Regions from separate parts of the Homo sapiens genome. Here regions 2 and 3 are each linked to region 1. The links are chromatin loops, found by intact Hi-C in ENCODE. Cell type or tissue: heart left ventricle. All regions are shown on one strand.

Region 1 (8,000 bases):
ATGCATATTTAAAATGTTTTAATCTCTAGCTCCATAAAAACACACATATACTAAAATAACTAGAAAGGGCTATGGATATATGATAAAACATCATGTAGAAGAAATGGATGCCTTTTAACTTTAGCGTCAGTCTGGTAACATATTATCAAATCAGTATTTAATATAAATGCACTTTTAAATGCAGTCTTTGGACAACCTGGCAGTGATCGGAATCAACACATTTTTGGGGGGACAGGGTCTTGCTCTGTTGCCTTGGCTGGAGTAAAGCAGTACAATCACAGATCACTGCAGGTTTGACCTCCTGGTCTCAAGCAATGCTCCCACGTCAGCCTACCAAGTAGCTAGGATTACTGGCAAGCGTCACCACGTGCTCAGCTAATTTTTTGCCTTTTTTTTTTTTTTTTTTTTTTTTAGTAGAGATGTGGTTTTGCCATGTTGCCCAGGCTGCTCATGAACTGTTGGCCTCAAGTGATCCTCCCCCGTTGGCCTCCCCTAAGTGCTGAGATGACAGGCATGAGCCACTGTGCCCGGCCCTGATCTCTGATTAATAGTGTCATATGATTGTTAAAATTTCTTGACCCTAATACATAATTCAGTAGATTCCTTTTATTTTTGTAGTGAGCTCTGCTTTTCAAAGGTTTTCACATTTGTTCATTATAGCTACTGCCCACCGGGAATCTTCATATATTGTAGCAGACACCTTCTAAAATGGTTGTCAGTCATCCCCATTGCCTGGTACTCATCCCCTCCCCGTGAACATGGGCTACACCTAGTGACTTGCTTCTAAGCAACAGAATAGAGCAAAAGTGATGATACATCACTTCCAAAATTAGGTAATAAAGGACCGTGACTTCCATCTTGCAGTCCCTCTTTCTCTAACTCTTGATGCTTCCTTGTTCTGATGACTCAAACTGCCATGTTGTGAGCTGCCCTATGGAGAGGTCCACATGGCAAGAAACTGAAGGCAGACCCCAGCCGACAGTCAATGAGGAGCAGATACCCTCGGTCCAAATGCCAGTGAGGAACTGAATCCTGCCAACGACCACAGAGACCTTGGAAGCAGACCCTTCCCCATTTGAGACCACAGCCCCAGCTGACACCTTTGTCAGAGGCATTTGAACCAGAGCAACTCTGTCCTGAGTGAGGGCTAGGAAAATGAGGCTGGGACTTGCTGGGCTGCATCCCCAGAGAGTTAGGTATTCCTAGCCTCTAGATACTCACGGTTAAGGGAACAGATTGATAATGTTTACTAAACAGACCCAGACTTGGGAGTGTGCTGATAACAATATCTCGATATCTTGAGAACAGAAGCATTCCTAATTTTGCTTTAAAGATAATAATATCAGGCCAGGCATAGTGGCTCACGCTTGTAATCCCAGCACTTTGGGAGGCCAGGGCGGGAAGATCACTTGAGGTTAGGAGTTCAAGACCAGCCTGGCCAACATGGGGAAACCCCATCTCTACTAAAAAAACAAAAATTAGTTGGGTGTGGTGGTGGGTGCCTGTAATCCCAGCTGCTTGGGAGGCTGAGGCAGGAGAATTGCTTGAACCCGGGAGGTGGAGGTTGCACTGAGCTGAAATCGCGCCACTGTGCTCCCGCCTGGGCAACAGAGCGAGACTGTCTTTAAAAAAAAAAGAATTGATTCTTGCAAAATACAGTAATTAAAAAAATTAATCCTTTATCACAAACCCTCGTAGCAGAGCCTGTCCCCATGCTCTTTTTGTTTGTTTGTTTGTTTGTTTGAGATGGAGTCTCTGTTGCCCACGCTGGAGTGCAGTGGCGTGATCTTGGCTCACTGCAAGCTCCGCCTCCCAAGTTCATGCCATTCTCCAGCCTCAACTTCCTGAGTAGCTGGGACTACAGGCGCCTGCCACCACGCCCGGCTAATTTTTTGTATTTTTAGCAGAGATGGGGTTTCACCTTGTTAGCTAGGATGGTCTTGATCTCCTGACTTTGTGATCCGCCTGCCTTGGCCTCCCAAAGTGCTGGGATTACAGGCGTGAGCCACCGCGCCCAGCCCATGCTCTTTTTTTATTCTTCATTTAAACAAGCATTGTACCCAGGGTGAACGTGTTCCTCCTCTTTCAGGAACTCACTACTCTGTCTACGGCATAGCTATTGTTTCACCACTTGACTTTCTTGAACTTGTTTTTGCTTTGCACTGTGGACTGGCCCTGAATTCTCTCTTGTGTGAGACCCAAGAGCCCTGTCTTGGGGTCTGGATCAGGACCCCTTTCCTGTAACACCCCAATTGCAGCCTTGTGAGAATCAAAGGACCAACTAAGCTGTGCCCAGATTCCCCACTCACAGAAACTGGGAGATCATAAGTGCCTCTAAGTTTGTTGGGGGTGGGGGAGTTAAATGCAATAATAGATAATATATTCTTATCTCACATACATAATTATTACCTTGCAAAATATATCCCCATTTTACAGATAATGTACCCTGATGCTCAAAAATAGAAGCAATTTACCCAAAGATTACGTAGTTAATTGTGACACAATTGTGGTTGGCACTCAGGGCTGCCAGACTTCAAAACTAAAGCTCTTTCCCAGTTCTGCCTAGTCCGTACTGCTTTGTTTGACTCTCAAAGGCAGAGGAATGAGGTAGGTAGTGTCTCACGTCATAGATCTCCAGCATTCAGTTATTTATCACCCTGGCAAGTTATTAGCATCTGAAAACTCCTTGGAGACTAGGAACAACTTTTAAGCTGCCTCTCCAGTAAGACAGAGCCCAGAGAAACTGAAAAGCTGTTTTCTCACCAGTTAAAGCTTATTGTGATGCTAGGAGAAAAAGCTCCCTGCAGGGCTGCCTCTAATCTGCATGCTTTTTGGATATTTCTTTCTGAAATGAACTGACTCCTTGAAGTCCCTTACGGAAAGGATGGATAAAGGATTAGCAGTATTTCCAAGAGGCCATTTAAGTAGCCTGACCTCCTATTCACGCTGTGTGCATTTCTATCCTCTTGTTAGGCTGCTCTTGGAGCCTTTCTGATGACAATGTTGAAGGAAAGAAATGATATTGTTCTTGATTAATTCTTTCTTAGGCCACCATATGAGGCCCTTTGCATAAGTTGCTTCCTTTTATCCACACACACCAAGCCTCTTAGAAGTGTCTGCATCAGTTTCACAGAGGAGAAACCTGATGATAAGCAGAGTTAAGCATCACAATGATTAGCTGAGTTAAGCACCACAGTTTCACAGATAAAACATCCAAGGTTCTTGCCTCTGGTGCCCATCTGAAAGGTGGTGAGAACCATGGGGGATCTGAGAGGGCAGCTTCCCCTTCCTCTGTTGTCAACACCCCAAACTGCTCTCATATAACACCTTGGCAAAGCAAAGTCTGCACAAAAGAGACATTGCTCCCAAATTACCGTTTATAAGTGAAAGCACCCCGGCGGGGGTGACAGTGCCCAGAAGATAGTGGTGATGGGCTCGATGGGCTCCAGAAAGCTCAGTAGCACGTGGGAGACTTGTCTTCTCCGTTGGGACCACCAGAGGTGCTTTTTTTTTTTTTTTTTTTTTTTTTTTAAAGTACTCTACTGCTTAAAACCCTTCCCCACTGTATTCAAGAGAACTGTCTAGTAGACCTGCATTGCCTAATCCTATAGCCACTAGTCAATGTGGCAAGTGCGCCTTTGAAATTTGGCTAGTAAAAATTGCCACGTGCTGTCAGTGTAAAATTCACACCAGACTTCACAGACTTAATCACCATAAAAAAGAATCCAAACTATTTCAGTAAGAGTTGTTGACATTTATTACATGTTGAAATAACAATTATTAAAATTAGTTTTTTGTAGTTTTGAAAATATGGCTAGAAACTAGAAAATTTAAAACTTTGCATGTGGCTCACATAATTCTGCTGAACAGCACTGGACTGCATGTTTCTGGAGCTGGTAACTGTTGCCTTTTCTGGCTTTATTGCTTTTCTTCACCTTTCATCACACACTCACGTCCACCACTTACGATGTATCTGAAGTTCACTGGGCTCTCTGCACTGTGTCTCTGTACGTCCTGGGTCCCCTCCTGGAGTGCCCTGGTCCTGAGCTACCTTGGATTTGTCTTGCTGTTGTTGACTTGGATGTGAGCTCTTCTAAGTATTTGCCCTCCACCCTCAACCTCACAGTCTCGCCCAAGCACTTACCCCTTCACACCTCAGTTGGCTAGTGATGTCAACCTTACCCCAGCCTTGTAAGTTACACATCAGCCTCTCCTCTCCATTGCAAATCAATAGAACAGTGCCATCTAAAATAAATATAAAGCGAACCACAAATGTGGCTAAAAATTTTCAAATTAACCACGTCAAGAAATGTAAAAAGAAACTGGTGAAATTAATTTTGAGATATTTTCTTTAACCAAATATATCCAACATGTTATTTCAATATATACTCAATATAATGAAGTAATAATTTACGCTTTTTTGGGGGGGACTGTTTGGAATCTAGGGTGTATTTTACACTGAGAGTAAATCTCAATTCAGATGAGCCACACTTGAAGTCCTCATTGGCCTCCCATAGCTCATAGCTACCATATTGGGGATTGCAGCTCTATATGGGCAGGACAATGGTGTCTACCTCAGAGTCCATAGTGCAAAAGGACATCTGTCACACAATAGCTTCTGGGATGAATGAATGAATGAAAAAGTGGATATGTGGAGACAGTGAGATGTCATGTGGCTGAGCCTCACCTAGAGGTCTTTGTCCTGCCTACCCCACATCCTAGAGCCCCTGGCCTGGGCAGCTATCTCTTGGTGGCCTGCTAAGTGCAGCCTGGGTGGCCCAGCGGAGTCTGTTCATAATCAGGACCATGGTCCCACACCCAGTCTGGGATGCCACGGCCAGCTGCGTGGCTGGCCATATCTGGTCTTGGCAGCTGGATTTTCCAGGGCTGGGATTCTGGATTTACTCAGGCCATCTCCAACAGAGCTGGTTTCCCATCCAGACAGTGGAGGGAGGAAATCTGAGTCATGTCATTCAAGCACCTCAAGATGCCAACATTCTAAGCTCAAAGGACATCTGGACTTTCTCTGACACTTCTGGTGTCTGGGAGGCCAATTTGACAGCATCCCAAGTGCATGGTGGCAGGAGGCAGTGGGAACATTCCAGGGCTGAAACCTGGTTCTGCTTTGAGTTGGTAATATCATTCTAACAACTGGCTTCCTCTCTCTGCATCTCATCTTATGTGAGTGATAATATCTATACTACTCATTCGTTCACTCATTCATTCATTCATTTATTTATTTGTTCAGTCATTCAACAGAACCAAAGCCCTGGGCCGGGAGCTGGCTGAAACAGATGTTCTCTCTCTGTCCTGGGGGAATCACAGTTTCCCTTATTAAATAGGCTTATCATAATCATAAAAAAAAATGTGCTACAGGCAGCCGGGGTGGCTCATGCCTGTAATCCCAGCACTTTGGGAGGCCCAGGCGGGCGAATCACCTGAGGTCGGGAGTTCAAGGCTAGCCTGACCAACATGGAGAAACCCTGTCTCTACTAAAAATACAAAATTAGCCGGGCATGGTGGTGCATGCCTGTAATCCCAGCTACTCGGGAGGCTGAGGCAGAATTGCTTGAACCGGGGAGGCGGAAGTTGCGGTGAGCTGAGATTACGTCATTGCACTCCAGCCTGGGCAACAAGGGCGAAACTCCATCTAAAAAAAAAAAAAAAAAAAAAAAAAAAAAAAAGTGCTACAAAGGGCGTGAGCAGTGTTCCACGATGGAGAATAGATGGTGAGGGGTTGGGGGAGAGTGACCCAGTTAAACAAGATCCCTGGGGAAAGCAGACAGAATGACCTCACACTCCCAACCCATCCATTCCCTAATCTCCAGAACCTGAGGATATGTTTGTTACCTGACATGGCAAAGGGACTTTGTAGAAGTGATTAAGCTAAAAATCTGAGATGGGGGATTATCCTGCATTATCTGGGGGCCCCATGGAACCACAACGATTCTTGCAAGAGGAAGGCAGGAAGGTTTGGCTCAGAGAGCAGGTGATGGGACAAGGGAAGCAGAGTTTGGAGTGATGCCCTTGCTGGGGGGACCGTGAAGCAAGAAAAACGCACGTGGCCTCTGGAAGCTAAAGAAGGGAAGGAAATAAATTCTCCCTTAGGGCTTCCACGAGGAACGCAGCCCTGCTGACACCTTGATTTTTGGGCTTTCAGAACTGTAAGATAATACTTTTATGTTATTTAAGCCACTACATTTGTGGTCATTTGAACAGCAGCTTACAGGACACTAATGTAGGTGGGTTTAAGGAGGTGATGGGTGAGACCTGAAGAGCAGGAAGGAGTGAGCCACAGAAAGAGCTGAGCAATAGGGATTCAGGGAGAGGGGGAACATATGCTTTGGCTCCAGGTGGATCTGAATCCCACGTGGGATTCTCTAAGAGGAGGCCAGAGTGGTGGAGAAAAATACAAGGGCAGGTGGAGGGGAAGGCAGCGGCCAGATCCTGGGGTCTGGAAGTGGAGAGTGTGGCAGATCTTGAAGTCCCTAACCAGCCACTATTTGCACCACGGAAGGCCCTTTTGTAAGACTTTCGGTTTTGTTCTGAAGGTCTTCACGTATTGCGAAGACGTCCTCTTTGCTAGTGAGACAGCTCGTCTCTGATTGCTTCAAATCATTTCTGTGCTGGGAAGTATCACAGAGAAGTGAAAATCACTTTCCCATGGCTTCCCCAATATTCCCCTGTTTACCAAATGCATATGCCTTTCCTGTGAGGACCCAGCCTGTACTGTGGAGCCACGGGAGTCTCAGGAGGGATCCAGGCTCCTGCATTCTCTGACTGTGTGACTTCAGGCAGTTCCCCCAGCCTCTCGGTGACACTGTGGGTTTTTCCCCCCTTTATTTTCTACGAAGTGAAGGTAAGGTTTTGTATCAGTTTCCTATTATTACTGTAACAGATGACCACCAACAGTGACTTGAAGCACAAATTTATTATCTTACCGTTCTGGAGGTCAAAAGTTTGAAATGGGTTTTACAGGGTTAACATCAAGGCTCCGGCAGGGCTGCATTCCTTCCTGCATTTGTTTCCAGGGAGGAATTTGTTTCCTTGACTTTCCCGTCTTTAGAAGAAGCCCTTGCATTTCTTTGCTTGCAGGTCCCTCCCACCGTCTTCAAAGCCAGCAGGGTAGAGCTTCAAATCTCTCTGACTCTCACCCTCCTCCTGCCTCCCTCTTTGAAAAACCCAGGAGGATCTCCCCATCCCCAAGTCCCTAACTTAATCTCATCGGCAAAGTCCGTTTTTCCATGTGAGGTACCAGATTCACAGGTTCTGGGGATGAGGATGTGGGCACGTTTGCGTGGTATTATTCTGCTCGGCCCAGGTTCTCACCCACCTAATAGAACTGCCGTGAAGGTTGAGGGCAGATGTCTGTTAAGCATCTGACACAGTTACTGGATCCACTAGAAGCCTCTTTAGGAGAAAACTTGAGGATCCAGCGCCCTCTACTCGATTTCTGAAAGCTGTCTATGTCCTCCTCACCCAGAACCCTAAGATTGTTTCTTTTCTTGTTTTGTTTTTGAGGCAGGATCACTATCTATTGTCCCGGCTGGAGTGCAGTGGCATGATCACAACCCACTGCAGCCTCTACCTCCCAGGCTTAAGCAATCCTCCTGTCTCAGCCTCCCAAGTAGCTGAGACTGCAGGCATGAGCCACCATGCCTAGCTATTTTTTCTTTTCTCTTTCTTTCCTTCCTTCCTTCCTTCCTTCCTTCCTTCCTTCCTTCTTTCCTTCTTTCCTTCTTTTGTAGAGAAAAGGTCTTGCTATGTTGTGCAGGCTGGTCTTGAACTCCTGGATTGAAGCCGTCCTCCTGCCTTGGCCTCCTGATGTGCTGGGATTACAGGCATGAGCCACTGCTCCCGGCCTATTTCTTTCCTTATAGGATTATAGGATGGTCCCGCCTATGATATACTCGAGGCCACCTAATAAAAGGGGGACTCCAACTGGGTTCTGTTTGACTCCCAAGTCCAGAGGAGAGATTCTACTCTGAGACCTGGGCCCC
Region 2 (8,000 bases), 160 kb after region 1:
TTTAAAACACAAGACTAGCTGACATCCTTTCTTCAAATCTGGAGCTCTCATGATTCTATGAAATAGTTCCAAGACACCTTGAAGTCACATGTAGTAAACTCGATAAAGACTATGAACCCTCTCTCTTTGTGGGCAATGGCAGTAGATCCCCTCCCTCTACCCATAGCAGCAATTGCTGAGAAGAGGGGATGAGCCTTGAGTACAATCACTTTTTGTAATGCAAGTCAGGATCATCATGACATTTATTTTTTCTGAAAGTGCACATCCTGGCCCCAGCTCTGAGAGTCTCTTTAGTGAAAGCACACACTCTCATGTGCTGTTAGGGTTGCAAAGGACCACTTGAGTAGCCCAATGTCAGCTGTTCCCATGGAAAAAAAAAAGATCAAAAAAGAATGGACTCTTTCTGAGAGGGCTGTCCTATAGGGCTTTGTGACTGTTGGAGGCATCCCCAAGAAGCTAACAGAAATCTGGCCTTTCTAATTTCTCTGATGATGGAGGATGGGAAGGAAAAGAATTGATTTGTGGCTAGCAATTGTAATAGGTAACTTTTATGGGGCGCTTTCTATGTATCAGGCATGGTGTTGAGTGTCATTTCAGTTTTACAACAACCATAAACAATGCTAAGAGATCAACAATATTACCCCCATTTTACAAAGAACAAAACCAAAGCACATTAAGGTTTACAAAATGTTGGTTTTACCTGGCTTACATTACTTGCGAAAGCAAGTGATGTAAATCCAGAGCCTGTGCTCTTGACTAATGTACTTTGCTCTCCTAGAGAAAGATCATGGCTCAGTTTTCCCAGTTACAAAGACAAGAACTCTCCACTCAACTAGCACATTGAGCCTACTGTATACTATGCCGTATACTAGGTAGTGGATGCCCAAAGTTAACAAGGGGCTCCAAATTCTCATGGGGAAACAGAATCATAAAAACTGATCACAGCTGGGCACGGTGGCTCACGCCTATAATCGCAGCACTTTGGGAGGCTGAGGCAGGTGGATCACCTGAGGTCGGGAGTTCAAGACCAGCCTGACCAACATGGAAAAACATCATCTCTACTAAAAATACAAAAAATTAGCCAGGTGTGGTGGTACATGCCTGTAATCCTAGCTACGTGGGAGGCTGAGGCAGGAGAATTGCTTGAACCCGGTAGGTGGAGGTTGTGGTGTGCTAAGATTGCGCCATTGCACTCCAGCCTGGGCAACAAGAATGAAACTCTGATTCAAAAAAAACAAAAACAAAAACAGAAACAAAACTGATCACTGTACGATGACAAGTGGTCTTCTAGAGCAACGGTCCCAAACCTTTTTGGCACCAGGGACCAGTTTAATGGAAGACATTTTTTTTCCATGGAGCAGGGGTGGGAGGATGGTTTTGGGATGATTCAAGCACATGACATTTACTGTGCATTGTATTTCTATTATTATTACATTGTAATATATAATGAAATAATTATACAACTCAGCATAATGTAGAATCAAGTGGGAGCCCTGAGGTTGTTTTCCTACAACTCGACGGTCCCATCTGGGGGTGACAGGAGATAGTGACAGATCATCAGGCATTAGATTTTCATAAGAAGTACACAACCTAGATCCCTCACATGTGCAGCTCACAATAGGGTTCATGCTCCTATGAGAACCTAATGCTGCCGCTGATCTGACAGGAGGCAGAGTGCAGGTGGTAATGCGAGTGACGGGTAGTGGCTCTAAATAGAGACGAAGCTTCACTTCCTTGCCCACCAATTACCTCCTGCTTGGTGGCCCATTTCCTAACAGGCCACAGACCAGTACTGGTCTGTGGCCCAGGGAGCCCTGTTCTGGAGTATAGGCAAAGTGCTCATATAGCCACCATGGCACATGCTAATGTACAATATAACCATGAAGTCAAAGCATCAACCTCCAGAAAGTTCTCCCCAAAGAATTATTCCAAGCAGTCCTCTGCAATCACCAAAGCTAAGTTTAGATCTTTAGCTTTAGCTTTCTGGCTCCTCCTCAAGTGGGTTGCTTGACCTTGGGCCTTAGTTTTTCCATCTCAACAATGGGATAGTAACACAACCACCTTACGGGGTGTTGTGTGGATTGCATGTGACAGTATATGTAAAACAGAGTACCTCGTACACAGTAAATGCTCAACAGATATAAGCTTGCTATCCGAATCACTGTCATCACTATGACACAAAGAAAATGCCATAGGTCAGGTTCCCTGGGAAACAGACTCCGAGACTGAGATTTGCAGCAAGAGGTCTGATAGGGAGTGTTCTAAAAGACAACTCCTAGATGGGCAGGAGGGAAGCTGGACTGGGGACGGGGAGAAGTTGAACTCTGATATACCAGTAAAGAGGTCTCAGTTCATCCTTGCAAAGTTCCAGACATAGCATGGTTCCTTGAGTAATTCTGAACAAAGACATGGGGACTGGGCCTTTGCACCCCTGCATCAACCAGTCAGGAATGAGGGCTGCCCCCAGGGAGGGGGTGCAGGCTTGGGGAAGGAGACTTTCTTTGGCTGAGAACAATTCCTCAGGAGAAACCAGCTGTGAGCTGTCAGCTGCCATCATTCCTGGTAGCTGGGGGAGTGAGCACTGAGATTCTAAAAGGATGCTTTAGGGGTGGTGCACACTAGCTCCCACTACAAGAAGAGTAGTGTGATCTCTCCTTTCAGGGTTTATTCCCCTGTGGTCACAGAGCAGCTGTCACTGATGGTGAATTTTTATGAGGCTCCTTTGCACGGCAGTTCCTGAGGAGGAAAGATCTGGTGGTTCTTATAACAAATGGTGCAAAGGCAGGAAAGAGAATGAGACCTTTAAATAAAAACCTGAAAGAATGAGAGGGAGGGGAAAGAACCTGCTGGGATCAGGTGCTTCTCACAGAAAGTATCCCTTAGGAATGGGCGTGCCTCTTGCTCCCATTCTCTCAGCCTCTCTGGCCTCACCCCAGCTTTCCATGGAAGGGAGAAGACAGCACAGAGTGGCCATGTCTTGATTTCTCCCTGGAGCCACCAAGGACCAGCATTCCCATGGAGAAACAGTCCATTTTTGCTATGATATGACAGCTGTTTCCTAAGATATGTTAAAATAAAGTTCTTATGTTTTATGATATGTTATCATATCATAAAAGATATGATAAAAGTAATGTTTAGTAAAAACAGTTGTTCCCATAGAAAAAAAGGAAGTGAAGATTAGAAAAATAAAGAGATCAGCCTGGGCGCGGTGGCTCACGCCTGTAATCCCAACACTTTGGGAGGCCGAGGCGGGCAGATCACGAGGTCAGGAAATCGAGACCATGCTGGCTAACATGGTGAAACCTGTCTCTACTAAAAATACAAAAAACTTGGCCGGGCGTGGTGGCTCACGCCTGTAATCCCAACACTTTGGGAGGCCGAGGTGGGCAGATCACGAGGTCAGGAAATCGAGACCATGCTGGCTAACATGGTGAAACCTGTCTCTACTAAAAATACAAAAAACTTGGCCGGGCGTGGTGGTGGGCACCTGTAGTCTCAGCTGCTTGGGAGGCTGAGGCAGGAGAATGGCTTCAACCCGGGAGGCGGAGCTTGCAATGAGCCGAGATCTTGCCACTGCACTCCAGCCTGGGTGACAGAGCGAGAGTCCATCTCAAAATAAGTAAATAAATAAATAGAAAGAAAAAGAAAGAGATCGAGGAATTTAAAAAGGGGGCAGAGGCTGGGTGCTGTGGCTCAGGCCTGTAATCCCAGCACTTTGGGAGGCCAAGGCAGGCAGATCACCTGATGTCAGGAGTTCAAGACCAGCTTGACCAACATGGTGAAACCCTGACTCTACTAAAAATATAAAAATTTGCTGGGCATGGTGGCAGGCGCCTGTAATCCCAGCTGCTCAGGAGGCTGAGGCAGGAGAATTGCTTGAACCCTGGAGGTGGTGGTTGCAGTGATCTGAGATCTCACCATTGCTCTCCAGCCTGGGCCACAGGGCAAGACTCCATCTCAAAAAAAAAAAAAAAGGCAGAGACTAAGGAAAAAATAACACAAAAAGTAACAAGCAGATAAATACATGCAGGATTGGTAAACTGCTTGGGGAAAATCTATGAAAAATCACACTTCAGGGCTTTCTATGTGTCTGTGGGAAGTCGGAGATCACGACACTGGCGGAGAGGCAGGCATCAGGGAAAGCACCATCAAATTCTCAATAGAAAGCTTTACCAGCCCTCTGCCTCGGAACTTTAACCAGTCCTGCATTTGTGGCAGCCTTTGCCAGCTCCGGGCAGAAGCAAGCAGACCTCGTGCGAGGCTTTGTGCCAAGCAGACGCAGTAAGGGAAGGTGTGCTCTTTGCTTATTCTGCTCTCGTCTTGCTGATAATATGTTCATCAAAGCACTTAACTCCCAATCCATGCGGGGTCAAAGAAGCAGATGTTTGATTAATTTTCTCATTGCCCCAGAACTGAAGCTTTTGTTTTTGTTTCTTAATCTCAACTGAAAACTTGAAAATGCTTAGGAAAATAGGCATTGATCTCAGAAAATCTTGGGCATAAATCTTTTTTCTTTTTTGATTTGCTCAAGTGCCAGTTTTGTTATCTCAAGACTGTGGGAACAGACTGACACAAATTTGCTAGGAAAGAAAAAGCTCACAGTGACCAAAGCAAGGACACTGTTTATGCAAATCTCAGATGGCAGCTCTTATTTGAGAACAGCCAGAATTGTCTCAGAGAGGTCTTAGGATTCACCTGAAGAATCCACCTGTGTTCAATCAGAGGCTGGAAAGGGTATGCTGGGATGCTCAGACTCCCTTCCCACACTGCTGGCTCATGGCTCTTGACACTGGTCCCCTTGGTGACCAGTTCCACATAACCCTGTCCACCCTCTCTAACCACTATTTTAAGATAAGCAAGCCACTGCAGCCACGGGAGACATACGGAGTTTTCCGACCCATCTGATTTTATTCATAATCTACCACTTTACATTAGTAGTGCTGTCACTGCCCCACTGAGATCCCTTTGTCCATAACATATGCTGGGAGGAAACTGGGAGAAAAAAGTTCTCTTTGCAGTGGGACTTGCTAAATTTGTACATGGCTGCTGGAGCTAAAGACCACCGCCTTTTCCAGCCTCAAGAAGGAAGCTCATTGTAGCAGGAGCACAAGATGCCAACTCATGAGGAGAGAGAGGAAAAAAGATGGAAGGGGAAGGAGAGGGGAAAGCGTAGAATCCCAGGGACAAACTCATCATGATGGCCAGCATGGCTGAAATAAGGACAGAGAGGAGGGAGGAAGTGACTTGGCAGTGATGATGAGGGTAATATAGCTTGGGATACAGTTGTACAAGTTCTTTGTTTCTACCGTGTCTGGGAAAAGAAATACATTCAGATCATATGCCCAAATTAGTATTCAAAACACACCTCAGTAGTATTTCCAACACAGAACAAAACAGCCAGGAGACATATTGAGAATCTAAATGTCTAGAGCCAGTTTTCAGCAGAAACAGAAAAGCCAGGTCCGAAAGGGTCCAAAACAAGCACTCCTAGATGCTGAGACTAACTCTTTTGACTTTGAGACCTGGAGTTATTTACTCTCAGCCCCTCCTCGGGACACAGCAGGAGGTATTTATTCCTAAGGTTCCTGTAAAGGTTAACATCTTTATGCTCCATGTTTGATGTTGACCAAGGCATTCACTTCAAACAGGTGTTCGGCAGTGACTGGTTGCATAGAACATTTAATGTCATCCAATTGAAATTCAACAGACCCCTCTGTGTTTTGGGGCTTGGCTAGGCACTAATGTCACAACAGTGACAATGACATCTCTGCCTTCCAGGACTCAGAGATCAACAAAAGAATGACTACACGGCATGACAGTTCCATAAGAGGAGGCTGTACAAGAGTCACAGCTAGCACAGAGAGGGTAGTTCTTAAATCACGTCACTGGGATCAGGTTCTTCTCACAGAAAGTATCACTGAATGGGCGTGCCCCTTGTTCCTGTTCTCTCAGCCTCTCCAGCCCCATCTCACCTCTCCACAGAGGGGAGAAGATAGAGTAATGATGGTTTGATTTCTCATCGGAGCCAAAGATGGACAGGGTCTCAATGGAGAAATAGTCCATTTTTCCTACAACGTGACAGCTATTTCCTAAGACATTACTGCTGATAAAAAGAATGTGTAGCCAGGCATGGTGGTTCACGCCTGTAATCCCAGCTCTTTGGGAGGCCCGGGCAGGCGGATCACGAGGTCAGGAAATCGAGACCATCCTGGCTAACACAGTGAAACCCCGTCTCTACTAAAAATACAAAAAATTAGCCGGGCGTGGTGGAGGGCGCCTGTAGTCCCAGCTACTCTGGAGACTGAGGCAGGAGAATGGCCTGAACCCAGGAGGTGGAGCTTGCAGTGAGCCGAGATCGCACCATTGCACTCCAGCCTGGGCAACAGAGCAAGACTCCATCTCAAAAAAAAAAAAAAAAAAAAGAATGTCTAGTAAAATGGTTGTTTCAATAGGAACAAAAAAGGAGGTGAAGACTTGAATAGACATGTCCAATAGAACTTTCTGGAATGATGGAAATGTTCTGTCCTTGCTGCTCTCCAATATGGTAGCCACTTGGCCACATGTGGTATTGAACACTTGAAATGTAACTAGTGTGACTAAGGAACTGAACTTTTAGTTAGGTAATATTTAAGTCTAATGGATCCTAAGGAGGAGAGAGTAGTAGCATCTCTACCCTATTATCTTCCCTGTAGACTATGAGCAACTTTAGGGCACAGGGCTTGTCTTAAAATCCACCTTTCAATGTTCAGTGCTTAGCACAGGGCACATTAAAGGCTGGCAAACAATAATTTCTGCACTGAAGGTGTAAGTAGGAAAATACCTAGGAATGATTTGAGCCCTATTCTTTCTTCTCACGAAAGAAATCATTGCTGGGCTGCCGGCCCTGCTGTGTCCGCTGCCGTGATGGTGAGAAGGAAACTGAGAAGATCAAAGGCCTGCTTGATTGATGCGCCTCAAAAAAAAGCAAGGATTTACTCCTGAAAGATTAAAGACTAGATATGAAGGGTGAATAAAGATTGCCAAGAAATGGCAAGAGCAAGGTTTCAAAGTCTGGAAGAGTTTGAACAGAGTAGGGGAGAGTTTGGAGGGAGCAGCGGCACTTAAGGGATGTACACAGGAAAAGAAAATGTTTGAGAAGTTTTGTCCGTGCCATGAATGGATGCAACTTTAGTGTGTGTGTGTGTGTGTGTGTGTGTGTGTGTGTGTGTGTGTGTGTGTGTGTGTTTGAGATGGGGTCTCGCTCTGTTGCCCAGACTGGAGTGCAGTGGCACAATCTCGGCTCACTGCCACCTCTGCCTCCTGGGTTCAAGCAATTCCCTGCCTCAGCCTCCCGAGTAGCTGGGATTACAGGCGCCTGCCACCACACCTGGCTAATTTTTGTATTTTTAGTAGAGACGGGCTTTTACCATCTTGGCCAGGCTGGTCTTGAACTCCTGACCTTGTGCTCCACCCCCCTTGCCCTCCCAAAGTGCTGGGATTACAGGCGTGGGCCACGGTGCCCCGGCAACTTTAGTGTTTTCTAAGGGACTCAAGACTTTCACAGTGCTTTTCAATTATTTTGGAAGCTGGGTCTCCATTCAAGAACAAACAGGCCTAGCTATCTTAAGGATACAAAAGGAAAAAAGATGACTAGGAAAAGGAAAGAAAACTGCTAAAAATGCAAAAGGAAGTTGTGGAGTCTCCCACATGTGCTGCTGGCTGAGGACAGAGATGCTGAGGCTCAAAGCGGTGGGAGGGTGAAAATTGCCTTTGCCATTCATTTCCTATGAAGTAGTAGTCCCAGAGACATGGACTGTCTGTCTCTCCTCCGGGGTCAGACAGAGAAGGCCTTCAAATCTGAAAGGACTGTTTCAGGAAGGTGGGCGCATGGATGGCTGCGTCATGCATCGTCGATTCCGGCTGCAAAACGTTGAGTCAGAGTTTATTATGAGGTCCCCAGTAGGAACAATTTTAGGGAGTTTAACTGAGTGGATAAAGGGAAACCAATTAGAAAATCATTC
Region 3 (8,000 bases), 110 kb after region 1:
TTTTAACTTCTTGCACGTAGTCTGCATTTCTGTCAAAGAGGTGGGTCACAGAGTCTTTGATTGCTTCATGCTTGAAAGTAGAGGCTGTTCCAAAGACAGTCACGTTGGGGACAGTGGAACACAGCTGAGCCACAGCTTGACCCTGGAAGGAAAAGACAATAGCTATGTCACACATAGGAGCCACCAGATCATAGCCAGTCTTGCTGGGTGTAGAGCAGGATTTCTCCATCGGCACTATTGACTTTTTTTTTTTTTTTTTTTTTTTTAGAGATGGAGTCTCACTCTGTCACTCAGGCTGGAGTGCAATGTGCAGTGGTGCGATCTCGGCTCACTGCAACCTCTACCTCCTGTGTTCTAGCGATTCTCCTGCCTCAGCCTCCCAAGTAGCTGGGACTACAGGCACATGCTGCCATGCCCGGTTAATTTTTTGTATTTTTCGTAGAGATGGGGTTTCACCGTGTTGCCCAGGCTGGTCTCGAACTCCTGAGCTCAGGTAATCCACCCGCCTCAGCCTCCTAAAGTGCTAGGATTACAGGCGCAAGCCACTGTGCCCGGGGGGCCTTTTTAAGGTTGGATTAGTCTTTGTGGTAGGAGACTGTACTATGCATTGTCAGATGTTTAGCCCTCCAGGCCTCTACCTACTACATGCCAGTAGCATCCTCCCAGTTGTGACAACCACAAATGTATCCAGACATTGCAAAGTGTCGCCTTGGTGGAAGGACAAAATGTCCTGTGGTTAAGAATCACTGGCATAGAGGAAAGTCAATGGGAATCAGGCGAATCCAAGCACCAAGACTTAAAAACTGATATCTTACAATGCCACCTACTTCACAGCGCTCTTGCAGATGTCTTAGTTTGGGTACCCCAGAAGCCGAACCTAAGATAACGATTTGGATGTAGGTATTTTACCTGGACAATGATCTCCGGAAATAACAAGGTATTAAGACAGTAAAAGAAGGCAGCCAATAAAAGATGTGTTATCAAGGCCATATCTACCATGTGTAACTGGAGCTCAATCCCTCTGGGGAACCCTGTGAGCAAGTGTAGAATACGCCTCTGAGTTATCCCAACCATGAGCAAGGAAGCCGGAGTATTTATCCAGCACATTTGCATCTGATACTTGTTGAGGGCTGCTTCTGCAATAGTAATTCTTGTGCCTATCTGGCTTCTTCCAGTCAAGTGGGCTCCCACAGCAGACAGAAGTCCTAAGCAACCTTCGGCATGTTAAGTGCAGAAAAGATAGGATGTGGCTGACAGCATCTTCTACAGGGAAGTGTAAATAAGGTATTTTGCAACACAGGTCAAAGACCTGGCACAAAATGTGACACTTAGATAATAAATCCTAATTACCTTTCCCCCTTAGGGGCTTATTATATCCATTGCCGAGATGTCCAGGCATATAGAGAAGAGGTCAACACAAGTTTTAAATATTAAGTGGTCCAGGGGAAATCACAAATGCAGTTAGGAGCAGGTTTATTTTTCCATATCGTTTTTCAGTATGGTCAAACTTGAAGTCATTGGACAAAATGTTGTGGTCATGTATATTCAGGCATTTTCCAGTAAAACCCAGTTTTCTGGTAACTAAGGTGCATTCTAAAGCCAAGTGTTGTCTCTTTCTGGTGTTCCATCTGCCATTTTAAGGAGGGAAAATATTCTACCAGCGTCATCTGTGATGTTAATTTCTGCCTATCATCTTATTTTCATGTCTTCATGCTGGCGGACTAAATCAGGTTGGCAGGTCAATTTATGGAAATGTCATCTTATCACCCGTTGCAATTAAAGGCAACACTGAGAGAATCACAGAATGTCAGAGTTGGAAGATCATCCAATTACCCCCTCCCCTGACTGCTCTATAGATAAAGGAAAAGACATTCAGAAAGGTTAAGGTTACCCACTTTTTCAGAGGCAAATCTGGGATTCAAAGTAAGGTCTCCTGGTTTCCACTTATTACCACTTTCCATTGTTATGCTGTCTACTTATTTTGACATTTTAAGCAAAGCAGGCTTTAAACTTCCTACCTAAAATAGACATGTTGCTGGCACACTCCCTTGGAGGTCAACATTTCAGAATATGGGCATGAACCTGAGACTCTGGACAGGCTATAGTTTTCTGTCCTAAGAATAGCATTGATACTTGTTTAATTCTCCTGCCTTCTAGATTTTATAAAGCAAAGAGAGGACTATCTTTTCTAGGGAGGGTAAATATCAGCAACCAATGCAGCAATTCTCTAAAATTTGCTGGCCTCAGATATGTCATAGTTATAGCTCCTTATGGACAGCGCTTGAGATAACCTTCTTACTACTGGGATGGGAAATTACAATTAGTTCCAGTCTCCCTGTATTCCCTTCGCCCTCTGTCCTTAGGCAAATAGGATATTCATTTATTCATTCAACTATTTTTCAAATTTCTATTCTGTACTGGTTGCACTGTGCTATGAATGCCAGAGTGTCCAAAATGATTGGCATGTGTTAATCTCCGGTCCCAAGCTGCCCACTGAGTCCTGGACTTGGGTCTCTATCGTTTTGGCATTTGTCTCCACCTGGCTGTCCCAAAAGCGACACATCACACTCAACTGATCCAAAACCTAACTCGTGGCCATCTCTGAATGAGTTACTCCCTAAGTCAGTTTCCTAGTGCTGCTGTAACAAAGTTCTACTGACCCAGTGGCTTAAACATCAGAAATTCCTTTTCTCACAGTTCTGGAGGCTCAAAGTCTAAAATCAAGGTGTTGGCAGGGTTGGTTCCTTCTGAGGGATGTGAGCGAAAGATCTATTCCAGGCCTTTCTCCTCGGCTTGTAGATGTGCCTATTCTCCCTGCGTCTCTCCACGCCGTCTTCTCTCTATGACACTCTGTGTCCGAATTTCCCCTTCTCATAAGGACACCAGCCATATTGGATGAGGGCCCACTCCAGTGACCTCAATTTAACTCGATTGCCTTTGTAAAGACCCTATCTCCAAATAAAGTGACGTTGTGAGGTACTGGGGGTTAGGGCTTCAACATATGAATTTGGAGTGGTGGGGGTGGGATGCAATTTAACACTCCTCTTACTGTGTTTCCTGCTTCAGTGGATGGACTGCACCATTCCCCAGCGTTAAAGCCAGGAATCTGGGCAGCATCCTGGCCTCCTCTTCCTCCCTCAACCCCACGTCCCTATATTCAGAAACTGTGTTATCTCTTTGTCCTCGACAGCTCTTATAACTGTCTCTTCTTAGTCTGGATCATCACATTTCTCACCCTGGACTATGACAACACTCCTCCACCTGACCTGGCTGTTTCCAAAAGTCCTTCTGTGGTCAGAGTGACATTTCTCAAACACAACACTGAACATGTCACTATTTATTTTGGACTTCCCAATGTCCATCACAGCTTTCAGAATAAAATGCACACATCTAGTTTATCACACTAGACTGGCCCCTATTATCTGACCCAGTCTCCCCTCATTCACTTATTTCCTCCGCTTTTCCAATTTCTACTCCCTAACACACACCGAACTTCAGCCACCACAGTTAGCATTTGCCATGAGCATGGCATTGTGCAGCCCTCAACCCTGGCATTCTCAGAATGACCTTTCATCTTACTTTTGTTTGTTATTAGAGACAGGGTCTCACTCTGTCAGGTTGGAGTGTAGTGGTTCAATCATGGCTCACTGCAACCTTGAACTCCTGGGCTCAAGTGATCCTCCTGCGTCAGCCTCCCCAGTAGCTGGGACTACAGGTACATGCCACCACACCCAAATAGTTTTTTTTTTTTTTTGAGATGGAGTTTCGCTCTTGTTGCCCAGGCTGAAATGCAGCAGCACGATCTTAGCTCACCACAACCTCTGCCTCCTGTGTTCAAGCGATTCTCCTGCCTCAGCCTCCAGGGTAGCTGGGATTACAGGCATGTGCCACCATGCCTGGCTAATTTTGTATTTTTAGTAGAGACGGGGTTTCTCCATGTTGGTCAGGCTGGTCTCGAACTCCTGACCTCAGGTGACCCGCCCGCCTCGGCCTCCCAAAGTGCTGGGATTACAGGTGTGAGCCACCAAGCCCAGCCTTTTTAAAATTTTTTTTTGTAAAGATGGGGTCTCACTATGTTACCCAGGCTGGTCTAGAATTCCTGGCCTCAAGTAATCAATCTTGGCTTCCCAAACCACTAGGATTACAGGCATGAGCCACTGTGCCCAGCGTCACCTTATTTTACTGAGGAAGAAGCTGAGGTTTACAGAGGTTAGATGTCTGCTCCAACACCACTAGAGTAACAGCTTGATCTGCTTCACTCCTGGCTGCCACACATACCAGCTGAGCAACGTATTGGCACCTCTGTTCACTCGTCTAAAATATTTGGTTAGCAATACTCTACACAGTCTAGGTTTACTGTGAGATTACGTGATATAATGCATCAAAGTGCCTAGAACAATCAATGCTCAATACATACTTGCTATCACTACTCCTAAGTCCTCTCTTACTATTTTTCTTGGTCTTATTACATTTGCAGTAGCAGCATATCTGCTATCCTGCTATCAGATCCTGCGTGACTATGCTATTTTAGCATCAACGCCAGTTTCCCCACATGCTTTCCCCCTTCTCATTATGCCCTCCCTTCCTCTTTCTTCTTCCAATCAGGGCTATTCCCACTCAGTCATCTCCATCCCCAGGAATCCTTTCCAGCATCCCAGATAGAGTTGGTTGCCCCCTTTTGTGCCCCTTTGACTTGTGGTTCTTTTCTCCCGAAGCGTGACCACCACGGCCTCTGTGGCTTCTGCCTGCCCCATCTGTGAGCTCTGTGGGGGCAGGGACTGTGTCTCCACCGGCCCTCTGCTCCTGTGCCCAGTGCAGAACCTGGCACATAGTAAATGTCTGGTAAAACTTGGTGGACGGATGCATGAGAAACTGGAGGAGTTGAGTGTATGGGGGCAGCCCTTCCCAGTCGTTTTGCAGCCTTCATGTCCTTTAGTGTTGTAGAGTTGGAGTAAAGCGTGCATTTAATTAACCTATGCAGGTTCTGACTGAAGCAGAACTTCACTATTTCTATTTTAAAGAAAAACATGCACATGGTTAAAAAAAAAAAAAAGAGAGAGATAATATAGGTAATCCAAATCACTTATGTACTTATATTATTATATAACATATAATATGTGAGTATTAGATAATGGATAAATATATGACTTATAACTAGAATAATGTACAATTAATATATATAGCCATGATGTGTATATGTATAATTATATATACATAATATATACTATCTATTTAATAAGTAATAGAGAAATAGAATTACTAATAACACAATTAAGATTAGTATGCTATGTGAGTATTATGTATAATATATAATAATCTATACTTTTATATAAAGATTAATGGATGGAAAACACAAATTCATCACATATCTACTTGCGGCCTTTCTGTTCTCCATCACCTGTCTTAGGCAATGAGAGGCCCTGGTAACATTTTCAATAAATTTTAAATAATGCTTAGCATTCTGTATTTAAGCAGAAAAGTGCCTTCCCACACATTTATAGAAAATCTGTATTCTCCCTTCTCCAACTCCCGAGGTGAATGCAGGATCAGCAGCTCATTTATCCTCATTTCTCCTACGTGCCTAGCAAATAGCATGGACTCAATAACATTTGTGGAAGACAGAATGAACTTTCAATAAAAAGGACCTTGCAGTTTACCTCCAGAACCAGAACATAAAATGAACAAGACAATCCATTCTCCCAGTCACTGCAGTAAATGACGATTTGCATGCGCTTGTTTTTAATGGATTTTCCTTCCTTCTTTTGAACGTAAGAATTCTGCACCACATCTGCCCTTCTCTTCCCTTTGGCTAACAATACAGCATTAATAGCAGCTGCGGCTTCTTTTGTCCCACCATGGGGCAGATACTGTACTAAGGTGCTTCGTTAAATCCTTAAACCACCTTTAGTGTAAGTATTTGTGTCTTCTTTTCATACGTAAACATGGGGATTCAGAGAGAAAAGGAAAGTTCCCAAGGTTACCTGGCATGTGAATGAGAAAGCTGGAAGTCAAATGCAGGTATCCGTGACTCCAAGGCCACTCTGCTATTAATCTTCTCATCTGTGCAGCTAAGCCCTCGAGTTGCCATCTTAGAGACAACTTCGGGTCTTTGCCATCAATTACTCTTTGGATGGCTTTGTCTCAGGTTCATATGGGCGAAGAGATTTTCAACCAGATGTTAATCAACTCAATCCTTATTGCAGAGCTGCTGGAGTCTCCTTAATCAGAGCACAGGCAGCAGGGAATCCAGGGACTGTGGTAACAAGGGAGCTGATTTAGGTCCCTGAAATATATGACCCTGATCGACAGACTGGCAGTTTAAAGCAAGATCATATTCCAGCATGTAAACGAATGATTAGAGGAGTGAATTCATCTCTTTAAAGGCTTACTACACTGCCTGGTACATATTAAGTACTGAGTAAGGAGCAGTTTTTAGCTATAACAGTTTTGAGATTGGGATGGGGCCCAGTTGAAATTCTTTTTACCCATTAAGTGGGAATTTAGGCTAGATGAGCCTACCAGTGCACTGAGATTCAGGATTTAGCATCAGAAACTCAACTAAGTAAGGACAGAGAATGGATGGCTTAGGAAAATGTCTATAATGTAAATACTGTCTACTCCTCCAGCCTTGTTTCTCACTGTATTCCAGAACTCTACCTTGACCACAAGGAAAAACAATCAGTTCTTCCTAAGTGCCACCCTCTCTTTCACTGTAGGATCTTTGCACATACAATCCCCACTGCTTGGAATCCTCTTTCCTGTCTTTTCTCCCGGTTTATTCCTTATATCCTTTGAATCTCAGCCTCTCTGTTACTTCATTGAGTCATTCATTCTATCACTACAGTGTTTTTTGTTTGTTTGTTTGTTTGTTTGTTTTGACGGAGTCTTCCTCTGTTGCCAGGCTGGAGAGCAGTGGCACAATCAGCTCACTGCAACCTCCACCTCCTGTGTTCAAGCAATTCTTCTGCCTCAGCCTCCCAAGCAGCTGGGACTACAGGTGCCCGCCACCATGCCCGGCTAATTTTTGTATTTTTAGTAGAGATGGGGTTTCACCATGTTGGCCAGGATGGTCTCAATTTCTTGACCTCGTGATCCGCCCGCCTTGGCTTCCCAAAGTGCTGGGATTACAGGAGTGACTACAGTGCTATATAATGAGCATCTCTACTGGATCAAACATTATCAGAGGTGCCAGAAATATAAACGAGTTATTTATGTATATGGTCCCTGTCTTGGAACTTGCATTGTAATGAAGATGACAGACATTAATAAAATAAATAAACCATTAAAGTACAATTATATTCCTAAACCATGAGAATGAGAGCACCAATTCCACTGAACCACTAGCAAAAGACTGCATTGGTGCACTATGTTTTTGGACATATGCAGACAATGAAGGGCATGCATTAAAGTGGAGTGTGTGGGCATGTCGGGGGAGATAGATAAGGAGAAGGAAAGGACTCACCTGTGGTCAAGTTTCTCAAATGGGTTGTGTGACTAGGGGTAAGCTCATGTCTCTGTGCCTTGATTTCACTTTTTTTTTTTTTTTTTCTGAGATGGAGTCTCGCTTTGTTGCCCAGGCTGGAGTGCAGTGGCACGATCTCGGCTCACCGTAACCTCTGCTTCCCGGGTTCGAGCGATTCTCCTGCCTCAGCCTCCTGAGTAGCTGGGACTGCAGGCACGTGGCACCATGCCCAGCTAATTTTTGTATTTTTAGTAGAGACGGAGTTTCACCATATTGGCCAGGCTGATCTCAAACTCCTGACCTCGTGATCTGCCTGCTTCAGCCTCCCAAAGTGCTGGGATTACAGGCGTGAAACAGCACGCCCAGCGGTTTCACATTTTTAAAATGGGAACTTGGACTTAATGATCTCTGTGGTCTCTTCAGTTCTAAGATTTCTTGATCACATTGACTAGTTATTTAGCTGGGCCAAAAACAGTGTATTTGGAGAAATCTCCCAAAAAGTATGAAGGTTGAGTCCCTGTACCAAGTTTGATGAAAA

The links. Peaks named below come from ENCODE experiments on the same cell type or tissue, not always from the same donor. Only the 100,000 strongest peaks of a DNase experiment are listed, where the experiment ranks them.
Region 2: it touches region 1 in a loop (2.6-fold over the local background); 4 of 110 quality-filtered maps call a loop at or near these places.
Region 3: it touches region 1 in a loop (9-fold over the local background); 11 of 110 quality-filtered maps call a loop at or near these places.

The regions. Positions count from the first base shown.
Region 1 is chr16:77,962,464-77,970,463 of GRCh38, reverse strand. All of the region lies in intron 7 of VAT1L (vesicle amine transport 1 like), which reads right to left. The region is part of intron 1 of LOC105371351 (a long non-coding RNA gene); the gene reads left to right. Among named protein-coding and RNA genes, the nearest start is that of CLEC3A, 56 kb to the left of the region's middle. RefSeq lists enhancers at 548-1,165, 2,403-3,021, 3,022-3,639, 6,542-6,611, 6,712-6,771 and 1 more. In heart left ventricle, no CTCF peak of the experiment used is centred here; a DNase peak (open chromatin) is centred at 4,823; H3K27me3 peaks cover 1,684 bases.
Region 2 is chr16:77,801,840-77,809,839 of GRCh38, reverse strand. All of the region lies in intron 1 of VAT1L (vesicle amine transport 1 like), which reads right to left. All of the region lies in intron 1 of LOC107984878 (a long non-coding RNA gene), which reads left to right. Among named protein-coding and RNA genes, the nearest start is that of VAT1L, 17 kb to the right of the region's middle. In heart left ventricle, no CTCF peak of the experiment used is centred here; a DNase peak (open chromatin) is centred at 4,251; H3K27ac peaks cover 443 bases.
Region 3 is chr16:77,854,890-77,862,889 of GRCh38, reverse strand. It overlaps VAT1L (vesicle amine transport 1 like), which reads right to left. Exons shown (of 9, transcript NM_020927.3): 4 at 1-142. Among named protein-coding and RNA genes, the nearest start is that of VAT1L, 70 kb to the right of the region's middle. In heart left ventricle, no CTCF peak of the experiment used is centred here; no DNase peak of the experiment used is centred here; H3K4me3 peaks cover 442 bases; H3K27ac peaks cover 4,761 bases.